2 separate regions of the Homo sapiens genome follow, and region 1 is linked to region 2. A link is a contact called in ENCODE Hi-C or POLR2A ChIA-PET data. All regions are on one chromosome and are shown on one strand. Each heading gives the region's core, a stretch centred on a gene start or an enhancer-like site at or near the end of the contact. The rest is flanking DNA. Distances are from core to core; before and after follow the strand shown. Region 1 overlaps MS4A15 (membrane spanning 4-domains A15). Region 2 holds the start of SLC15A3 (solute carrier family 15 member 3).

What was found. Hi-C counts contacts between places; a loop is a spot of excess contacts on that map. ChIA-PET counts read pairs that join two places held with the same protein, here RNA polymerase II (POLR2A). Pooled maps may share reads with other maps.
Region 1: a pooled map shows a loop between it and region 2 (4-fold over the local background). The contact joins the enhancer-like site here to the promoter of SLC15A3 in region 2. A Hi-C loop is called at or near these places in 8 of 37 single-sample maps with no recorded cell type and 7 of 50 pooled maps. POLR2A ChIA-PET finds 5 or more read pairs at or near these places in 2 of 52 experiments (BJ and GM12878).

The regions. Positions count from the first base shown.
Region 1 is chr11:60,772,888-60,777,971 of GRCh38, reverse strand. It overlaps MS4A15 (membrane spanning 4-domains A15), which reads right to left. Exons shown (of 7, transcript NM_001098835.2): 5 at 4,488-4,580; 6 at 4,022-4,135; 7 at 1,239-2,367. The coding sequence ends at 2,257. Among named protein-coding and RNA genes, the nearest start is that of MS4A10, 9.9 kb to the left of the region's middle. RefSeq lists enhancers at 1,641-2,270, 2,271-2,900, 2,901-3,532 and a silencer at 2,415-2,534. Within about 2 kb of position 2,416, at least 2 of the 41 ENCODE cell types and tissues checked have a DNase peak (open chromatin) inside an H3K27ac peak, as active enhancers do.
Region 2 is chr11:60,948,842-60,953,620 of GRCh38, reverse strand. SLC15A3 (solute carrier family 15 member 3) reads left to right here and starts at 1,445. Exons shown (of 8, transcript NM_016582.3): 1 at 1,445-2,627. The coding sequence starts at 2,070. RefSeq lists an enhancer at 1,133-1,272 and silencers at 1,453-1,682, 2,003-2,162.

The DNA.
Region 1 (5,084 bases), core at 1,167-3,666, 180 kb after region 2:
CTCATCTGTCCTTGCTAGCCTCTGCTGAGGTATAGTTTGTCCTTGCTGTTCTCTCAGTGGTGGCCACTGTCCCCACTCTTATTTGCTGCTCATATTTGTTATAAAGTTATAGTCTCACGTAATCCACATTGCACATCTGGCCACTGGCCAGCTCAGGAAACACAGAGAGCTTTCTCACGCTTGGACTGATACACTACATGGGAATGCAGGACTATTGTGTCACCAGGCACAGTCCCCAGCCATCTTTATGTTGTGGCTCCATGCTGTCTGAATATGGGACATCTCTAGTGACCTTGTAGTCTCTAATTCCTCTTAATGGACCTGTGGTTTTTGGCCTACACACTTCCTGAGGGATTTGGTCAGCAGAGGAGAGAGGGAAGCAATCCCAGCTTGGGGCTAACCTCTCTCTTTTTCTCCCTCTCTCTCCCCCAACTCCTCCCCTCAGTTCTGAAATGTCTCTAGTCTCCTTTATATGGCAAGAAAACTGGTCCTAAATCTTCAAGTACATTTCCTCCAACTCTATACTTAATGATCTTAAACTGAAAGCTCTAAATCCTCGAGTCTCCTTTCTTGATTGTAAAAGCCAAAGCTTGTTGTACCCCTTACACCAACTCTGCACTGGCATGATCCTGAGAGTGAATGTCCCCTTGAATGGCACCTCCCTTGCCCCACCCTCATTCCAGTGTTGTGGTCACGGCACTTAGCTACCACGTGGACCACCCTTCCTTTGGGAAGACTTCACAGAAGGGGCAACGTTTAAATAGGGCCTTAAAGGAGGAGGGGGAGTTTGTTGGGTGAAGAAGAAGTGAGTGTGTTGAGGAATGCAGCCCTGCCTTAGTTTTGGGGATGAAGAAACAGAAGGAAGGAGGAAAAGGGGTTGGTGGGAAGCACTTAGGTTTGTACTAAGGGGAGACCAAGTGGTGAGAACACGGACTCTGACGTCACATGGAACTAGGTTTGGATCCCAGTTTTGCTCCTAACTAGCTCGGTGGCCTTGGGCATATAATTTAACACCTTTAAGCTTCAGTGTCCTTAGTTGTGGAGTGGGGATATGAAGGCATGTTTGTTTGAACCGAGATGGGGACAGAGTAAGTGTAAGGATTACACCACACAGAGCGAGGCACCCAGAGGTGCCCTTTTGTGACAGTGGGATAGTTACCCAGGTCCTCTGATAAACATGGGATGACCCTTGGAAGCCCCTGAGGTTAAAAAGAAAAAGTCATTGCAACAAGACCAGCTCAAAATTTAAGCCACATGGTTTATTTCCTTCTGTGGTGTGGATGAGACAAGCCATCTCATCTACCAGGCCTGGTGAACACCAGGCTGACAGTGTCTCCTTGTCCCCTGGAGACGAAGCCCAGGTCCTGTGGTAACCTTCTGTGGTAGCCTTGTCCTTGGGCTATGGGGGTGGGGAAGGGAGTGCTGAGAGGCACAGGGAGGTCCCAAACTGCCACTGCTGTGCCCCTGTCGATGCTGACTGTGGTGGTGCCTCAGGAGTGGGCTGGCGGCAGCTCTCCCCTGCAACCTCCCCTCCATTGGGAGATGGTAGGGGGTGGGGGGCGGGGCCAATGCTGACTTCATATTACAGACAAGGAAAATGAGGGTTTCCAGGAAGCAGGGGGACAATGCCTGGCCTAGACCCAGGACTTCAGGGAGCCTGGGGAGCTGGAAGGGCCTGATGAACCTTATCTGGTTCAACACTCTAGTTTCCAAATAGGAAACCTGAGTTCCATGGATGTGGCAACAGATGACAAAGGACAGAGCTGATCTTGGGGCCAGGAGACCTGCGGCCAGGCCACTACCCTGCTGTGAGGCCTTGGCCTGGTATCGGCACCTCTGTGGAATGCCAGAGTCAGACTCTTCCATTCTGGAGGATTCCGGGCTCTCTGACCTTCCCGAGGCCCGAGGGTCAGGGCAGGCCTCGAACCTGAGTCTCCAATGAGGCCAGGATTTCCCCAATGAGCAGAGAAATGCTTAGATGCACAAGGTGGGTGTCCTGGAAGGGTGACAGGGCTCAGGGAGCTGAAGGACACACACCCCTGACGTCAGCCCGGTGTCTTTTAGAAAGAAAGCACTGGGGAAAGTGTGGGAGAGATGTCCCTGGGGACACTTCACTCAGATGCCGGAGTATGTGTAGATGTGGTGAGGGAGGGCAGCTGGGATGGGGCTGGCCCCTGATGAACAAGGTGGGGGTGGGGAGAGGCTGGGCCCAGAGGGAAAAGGCTGGACTCCACCCGCAGGTGCCACATCTGCTACTCAGACGACTCCTTGGGCATATGCCACATTGTCATAGGCAGGGGGCGCAGAGGCTGCCGGGCTGGGGATGTTGAAGTCTGCGCTGAAGGCGTTTGGCAGGAAGATCACAGGCTGCAAAGAAAACAGCACTGAGCGTCCTGGAGGACGCTGGAGCTTCAGGGTAGTGGTTCAATAGTGCCCCCTTGTGGGTAATCTGAGAACAGCGCCCTGGTACTGAATTCCGCAAGTCTGAATCGCATGCTCAGGGCTCTCCGTGCAACCAATATTTCAAACAACATTTACTGGGGCCAGCTATGATCCAGGCATTGGGAGTACAGCAGTGAACAAAACAGACAAAAGTCCCATTTCTCCAGGCGCTAACGTTCTGCTGTTCTTTTTTTTCTTTTCTTTTTTTTTTTGAGACAGAGTTTTGCTCTTGTTGCCCAGGCTGGAGTGCAATGGCGTGATCTCGGCTCACTGCAACCTCCGCCTCTTGGGTTCAAGCTATTCTCCTGCCTCAGCCTCCCGAGTAGCTGGGATTATAGGCGCCTGCCACCATGCCCAGGTAATTTTTTGTATTTTTAGTAGAGACGGGGTTTCATCATGTTGGCCAGGCTGGTCTTGAACTCCTGACCTCAGATGATCTGCCCGCCTCGGCCTCCCAAAGTGCCGGGGTTACAGGCATGAGCCACCACGTCCGGCTCTGCTGTTCTTTCTCTCCCGACTGCCCTGGCCTGGTTCAGGACTTCGCTCTCTCTTGCCTGCACCGTGGCACCAGCCTCCTTGCAGCTTCCTGGCCTCGAGCCCCGCTTGTCCACCCTCTCCACCTTCCGGCACTGGACAAATCCTCTTGACTGATTTCCCTCAACCAGCTCACTCCCCTGCTCAGACCTTCAATCCCCTCACCCTCAATGCATCCCATCGTGCACCTGCCAAGGGCACCCCACCCTGTGGCCTGCATTTGCCTGCCCGAGGCAGCCTTTGCTCCAACTGGTTCCCCTGCCTTGAACACTCCCTCCAGCCCCTTTCTGTCATCACTGTCCTCCATTTTTTTTGGAAATCAAAGCTTAATTTCCATCTCTATCATGCTGCCCTCCCTGATGCCCCTGTCTCCCATGTGGCCTGGGAACTCCAAAAAGTCTCACTCCTCTGGGTGCAGCACTGCCCCCATGCCCTGAGCCTGGGCCTTCTATTCTGCAAGGCTGCCTGTGGGGCTGCACAGAGCAGTGGCCCTGTGGGTGCTGGTGCACCCAGTGCCACGGGGAGAGCAGTCCTGTCTTCACTGACCTGCGAAGACGTCTTTGGTTTTGTTTTGGTTTTAGAGACAGCCTTCCTCTGTCACCCAGGCTGAAGGGCAGTGGTGTGATCATAGCTCACTGCAGCCTCAACCTCCTGGGCTCAAGCGATCCTCCTGCCTCAGCCTCCCAACTAGCTAGGAGTACAGGCACGTACCATCACACATGGCTAATTAAAAATACATTTTTTTTTGTAGCGATAGGATCTTTTTATGTTGCCCAGGCTTGTCTCAAACTCCAGGGCTCAAGAGATCCTCCCATCTCATTTTTCAAAGTGCTGGGGTTATGGGTGTGAGTCACCATGCCCAGCCCAAAGACTTCTTTGGGCCCCCTGACATGGATGGGACACCCTTCCTAGCGCTGTCTCTTCTTATTGCTTCCCAGAGTGCAGAGGGAGGGGTCTGGAGGCAGAGCGCGCTCCCAGCCAACTGCCTTCCACACAGGCTCAGCTCAGGTTTAGTGGACGTGGGGGTGGGGGTGGGGGTACTCACTGCACTGGCCTGGGCATGGATGGCTTGGCACCCGAAGTGCATGGCAATGACCGCTGTGAAGAACTCCAGGACAGTGAAGATAGTAAGCACGGCCAGATAGCCCCTGTCCACATCCTGGGGACCAAAACCCACAGAAAGGTGAGCCCAGAGTTCTAGAGTAAGGGGGTCCCCCGAGTGAGAACCACTTGCCCAAGGTCATGCGGCTAGTTGGGAGCAGAGCTGTGCCTGGAGCCAGTCCCCCTGCCGCCAGTCCTGCACCCTCCCCTTCACCCTGCAGGCTGCCTCCTTGCTCCTTCTGATGCCTATCTTGGGGAAGGCTCAGAGGATCCATGGATTCATGGGGTCTATAGGGACTGGCAGGCCCTGCCAACGTCCTGGCGCTGCAAACTCTCACCTCCCTACCCTCCTGGACATGGCTGCATCATTTTCCAAGTTTTCCCACCCCGAGGGCCATCTGACAACGCACCCGGTTGGTAACACCAAAATCCATGAGCAGAATGGCTGTCCCAGCAAAGGCCGCCATGACGCTGAGGATGTTGGTGCCCAGGCTGCTCCTCACCTGCAGAGAGCAGAGAGACAGGAGCAGAGGGAATAGGCAAAGAGAAGGAGAAAAGGCAGGGGCTGTGGCTCAGCTGCCCAGCCCCCAGCACGCTGCCTCCCACAGCCAAGGAGGCAGTGGCCACACCACCCTGCACACAGCTGTGTTCTCATTGACTGCTCCCCTTTTCTCTTCTCCTCCCCTGGGACCTCGGGAGGAGGTCTTGTTGTCTCTCTTTCCTTCTCTCGTCTTCTTGGAAGCTGCTAGGGAGAAGGGCACCACCTCCTTTACAGCCTTTCTGGGTGGAGTTTGCAGCCTCCAGCTTACCCCGTACTGTGGCTCCCTCTCCCCCAGGCCCAGCACCTCGCAGGAGAAGCTGCAGCTGAGGCCTGCTCAGGGGCATGGGTTGGGGGAGGCTCTTTGCTGTGGACACTGAGGCCTGGTTGGGAGAGGGGTTGAGTTCATTTCTATGAGGTTCCAGGAAGTGGCTGGCGGAGTGAGGCACTGCAGACACTGGTGGGGCAC
Region 2 (4,779 bases), core at 196-2,695:
TCTCTACTGAAAATACAAAAATTAGCCAGGCGTGATGGCACGCGCTTGTAATCCCAGCTACTCAGAAGGCTGAGGCAGGAGAATTGCTTGAACTCAGGAAGTGGAGGTTGCAGTGAGCCGAGATTGTGCCACTGCATGGCAGCCTGGGCGACAGAGTGAGACTTCGTCTCAAAACAAACATACAAACAAACAACAACAACAAAAAATCCCTCGCTTTTTTGCTGGTATCTATAGTGCTTTTTTTGCTGGTATCTATAGCTTTTGTGAGACTCAGTTTATTTAGCTTTAGCTTTCCTGATATTATTATTCTTACAAATTTTGCCTTGGGACACTCTTTCCATTCATTGATTCAGGCAATACTTATTGAGCACCTACTATTTGCCAAGCACTGGGAAGCCATTGAGAATAAAACAGTGAAGAGTTAGAAAAGGTCTCTGATCTGATGGAGGGCCTATTCTACTGGTGCTAACTGAACAAGTAATATGTGCTCTGAAGACATTAAAACAAGACAATGTGATGGGGGATGCTGAGAATCCAGTAGGAAACTACTTAGATGGGAAAATCAGGGAAGGTCCCTACAAAGGAGACATATATGCTGAAACCTCAATAAAGAGAAGCAGCCAGCCATGCAAGGATATGGAGGGAGAGCAGTTATGGCAGAGGGGTCAGCAAAGACAAAGGCCCTGAGGCAGGGAGGAGCTTAGCATGGAAGGGGAACCTGGGAGGCCGGCTGGCTGGACTTGAGTGAACATGGGGCTGAGATGAGATCAGAGGAGAGCAGAGGCCAGATCCCCCGGGCTCCTAGGTCAGGGTGGGGCTGGTGCTTAGGAGTTCTGAGGCTGACTCTGATTTAGTCTGAGGTCGGTGTCCCTCTCAATCCCGACTCACTTGTGGTCCTCTATGGCCCGCAGGCTTGTTGAAAGTGCCCCACTTCCTTCCTCACAGCAGCCTCTGTGCAATCCGAATTGCGCTGTGAATTTCCCTGCCACTCAGGAGCCCGGGGCAGGGCTTCACCCCTAGTTCAGTTACCAGGAACCAATCTTTCTCCACCTTCCTGCCCTAGCCCCACTGGGTCTGTCTCTGCATCTGTGAAATGGCTGAGTGTGACCAAATGATGCAGGTAGCCTTTCCACTTCTTTCTACCCGTGGCGCCTCGGGTGGAGGCGTGGAGTTTGATTGGAAGAGGGTAAAGCAAAAGTGGAATCCTGGCGAGAAATGAAACTGAAAGAAAAAATTCCTCCTGGAATTTTTTGGCTCTAAGGAGGCCAGCAGCGGGGGTTTGGGGTAGGAGGCAGAGGTAGAGAAGGAGGGAGGTTTTTAGAAAGCTGACCGGGCAGGAGCCCTGTGACCCAGGCTTTCACTTCTCCTAAACACCCAGTAGCGCCATGTGATGCAGGCAGGGGACTGCGGATAGGGCCTGTGAAAGGGGAAGCGAGGGGAGCCCAGAGTTTCTCAAGAAGCCGAGAGAGGGACAGAGGCTGAGCCTGGGGGGAGGGCTGCAGGGGACTGAGAGGGGAGTGTAGGCAGTGGGGGTGAGGGGGACAGGGAGGAGGTGGAGAAGACGGCAAGGGGCAGCAGGGTGACTGGGGCAGAGGGAGCCCCCACCCCACGCCCAGGGCAGGCCAGGAGTCATAAGGAGAGGGGACAACAGGAAGGGGCGACAAACGGGGAGGGGAAAGGGAGGCGGAGGGGCAGCGAAGTGAAGCAGGGAGGGTCGCAGTGTGAACAAGAGTGCGAGGAAGGGTCAAGGTGGAGGGAGGAGAGGGGAGAGTTAGGGAGAAACAGCTGCAGGAGAGGCGCGGGGAGGAAGCCTTAGGGGTGGGGGAAGGGAGAGGGGAGTTGAGAATTAGGGAGGAGGTGGTAGAGTCCGGGTAGTGAGCGGAGGGACAGGAAGGGTAGGGCAAGAAAGGGAGAGGGGACAGGAGGGAAGGGTGGGCCAAAGCGGTGAGAAAGGAGGGCCAGCCAGTTGGGTGGGGGAGAGGGCCGAGGCCCGGGGGCAGGAGTGCAGGGCTCTGAGGCGGGGAGAGGAGAGGAGAGAAGAGCCGCGGGGGGCCCAGCCCGGAGCCAGGATGCCCGCGCCGCGCGCCCGGGAGCAGCCCCGCGTGCCCGGGGAGCGCCAGCCGCTGCTGCCTCGCGGTGCGCGGGGCCCTCGACGGTGGCGGCGGGCGGCGGGCGCGGCCGTGCTGCTGGTGGAGATGCTGGAGCGCGCCGCCTTCTTCGGCGTCACCGCCAACCTCGTGCTGTACCTCAACAGCACCAACTTCAACTGGACCGGCGAGCAGGCGACGCGCGCCGCGCTGGTATTCCTGGGCGCCTCCTACCTGCTGGCGCCCGTGGGCGGCTGGCTGGCCGACGTGTACCTGGGCCGCTACCGCGCGGTCGCGCTCAGCCTGCTGCTCTACCTGGCCGCCTCGGGCCTGCTGCCCGCCACCGCCTTCCCCGACGGCCGCAGCTCCTTCTGCGGAGAGATGCCCGCGTCGCCGCTGGGACCTGCCTGCCCCTCGGCCGGCTGCCCGCGCTCCTCGCCCAGCCCCTACTGCGCGCCCGTCCTCTACGCGGGCCTGCTGCTACTCGGCCTGGCCGCCAGCTCCGTCCGGAGCAACCTCACCTCCTTCGGTGCCGACCAGGTGAGTGGCAGGAGGCCTGCCCCGGCATACTCCGGCGGGTGTGGAGGGAAGGAGGGCTGGCCCCCAGCGTGACCTGGGACAAACCAGGTCCCCTGCCTGCACTAGTTTCCTGATTTGAAAGAAGAGGGGGGCTAGCCCTTGCAAAACCGATGGCAACCGCAGTGGGAATAACCATGGTTGTTTTTTTGTTTGTTTTATTTTTTGAGACGGAGTTTCACTCTGTCGCCCAGGCTGCAGTGCAATGGCGCGATCTCAGCGCACTGCAACCTCAGCCTCCCGGGTTCAAGCGATTATCCCTCCTTAGCCTCCAGAGTAGCTGGGATTACAGGGGCCTGCCACCACGCCCAACTAATTTTTGTAATTTTTTTTTTTTTTTAAGTAGAGGTGGGGTTTCACCATGTTGGTCTTGAACTCCTGACCTCAGGTGATCCACCTGCCTAGGCCTCCCAAAGTGCTGGGATTACAGGCATGAGCCACCACGCCAGGCAGGTTGGTCTTTTTTGAGCTACTTGCAGGCCCTATGCTAAGCACTTTCACTGTTTAACTGATTTAATACTCTTCACCACCCAGGAAGTAGGAATTATTATGCCCATTTTACAGAGAAAGACACTGAGAGGTTTCATGGCATTAATCAACTTGCCCAAGGTGACATGGAGGGTCGAGGAGCCGAGTAAAGGCAGCTGGACTCCAGGTCCCACCATGAACCTCCTCTCTGTGTGTTATGGGGATGTGCGGGCAGGGCAGGAGCAAGCCAGCTTCTTCCTACCAGCAGTGCTAGAGGCTGTCAGGCCGACTTGCTCAGATCCCAGCTCTGCCTTTCACTAGCTGGAGCCACATGGGCAAGAACTCATTTATATCCTGAATGGGCTGCCTGGTCTTCTCCCTTAGCTCAACCTCTGAGCCTTTCTCCGTTCCCCCTTGAACAGAGCATGGCACGTAGAAGAAATTTAATAAGTATTTGCTAAATGAATGAGTAAATGCCCAACAACACGGCTATATTTTGATAGCTGTTCCCAGTGGGATATTAGACAATAATTTAGACTAAAATGTAATATTATTAAAATAACCACATATGGTGTAAATGAGCAAAAGCAGGAGGCAGGACTGCATACAGATAGGACTGCAGCCATGTGGAAAGACGAGGTGTCAACGAAAGGAAACTGGAAAAAGATTGTCACAGTGGTATGATCAGGCCACTGGACTAATTGCACTTTCTTCTTGTCTCAGTTTATCAAATGTTCTTTGATTGCACATATTATACTCATAAAGGGGACATTTTTCAAAAGGATCGTTTCATCCAATTGGCACCCACAATTCAGCACCTAGCAGTTTCCAGTGTCCTTGACAAGGAGTCACTTGTCCAGCTTGTTTAGGATCCTTTGATGATGACTTCATGCCCCCAGGCCAGCCCTGGCCATCTCTTTTCTTTCTTTCTTTCTTTCTTTCTTTCTTTCTTTCTTTCTTTCTTTCTTTCTTTCTTTCTTTCTTTCCTTCTTTCTTTCTTTCTTCCTTTCTTTCTCTTTCTCTCTCTCTCTTTCTTTCTCTTTCTTTCTTTCTTTCTTTCTTTCCTTCTTTCTTTCTTTCTTCCTTTCTTTCTCTTTCTCTCTCTCTCTTTCTTTCTCTTTCTTTCCTTCTTTCCTTTCTTTCTTCCTTTCTTTTGACGGAGTCTCGCTCTGTTGCCTACGCTGGAGTGCAGAGGTGCGATCTCAGATCACTGCAACCTCCACCTCCCGGGCTCAAGCAATTCTCCCTGCCTCAGCCTCCCAAGTAGCTGGGATTATAGGTGCCCGCTACCACGCTGGCTAGTTTTTGTATTTTTTTAGGAGAGATGTGGTTTCGCCATGTTGGCCAGGCTGGTCTTGACTCCTGACCTCAGGTGATCCACCTGCCTCAGCCTCCCAAAGTGCTGGGATTACAGGCGTGAGCCACTGCGACCGGCCAGCCCTGACCGTTTCTTACTTCTTGTTGACATTCTTTCTGACCTAGAGACCCCCAATATTTGTCAATGGGAATCTCTCATCTTCCTTTAATCCTATTATTTCATTGACATCCCACTAGCACCCCCAACCCAGTACCCTTAACCTGTGTCATTGACCCTATTGACCTCCAGAGAGCCTCACCCATCTAGTACCCCCTGTGGCAAAACTGATCT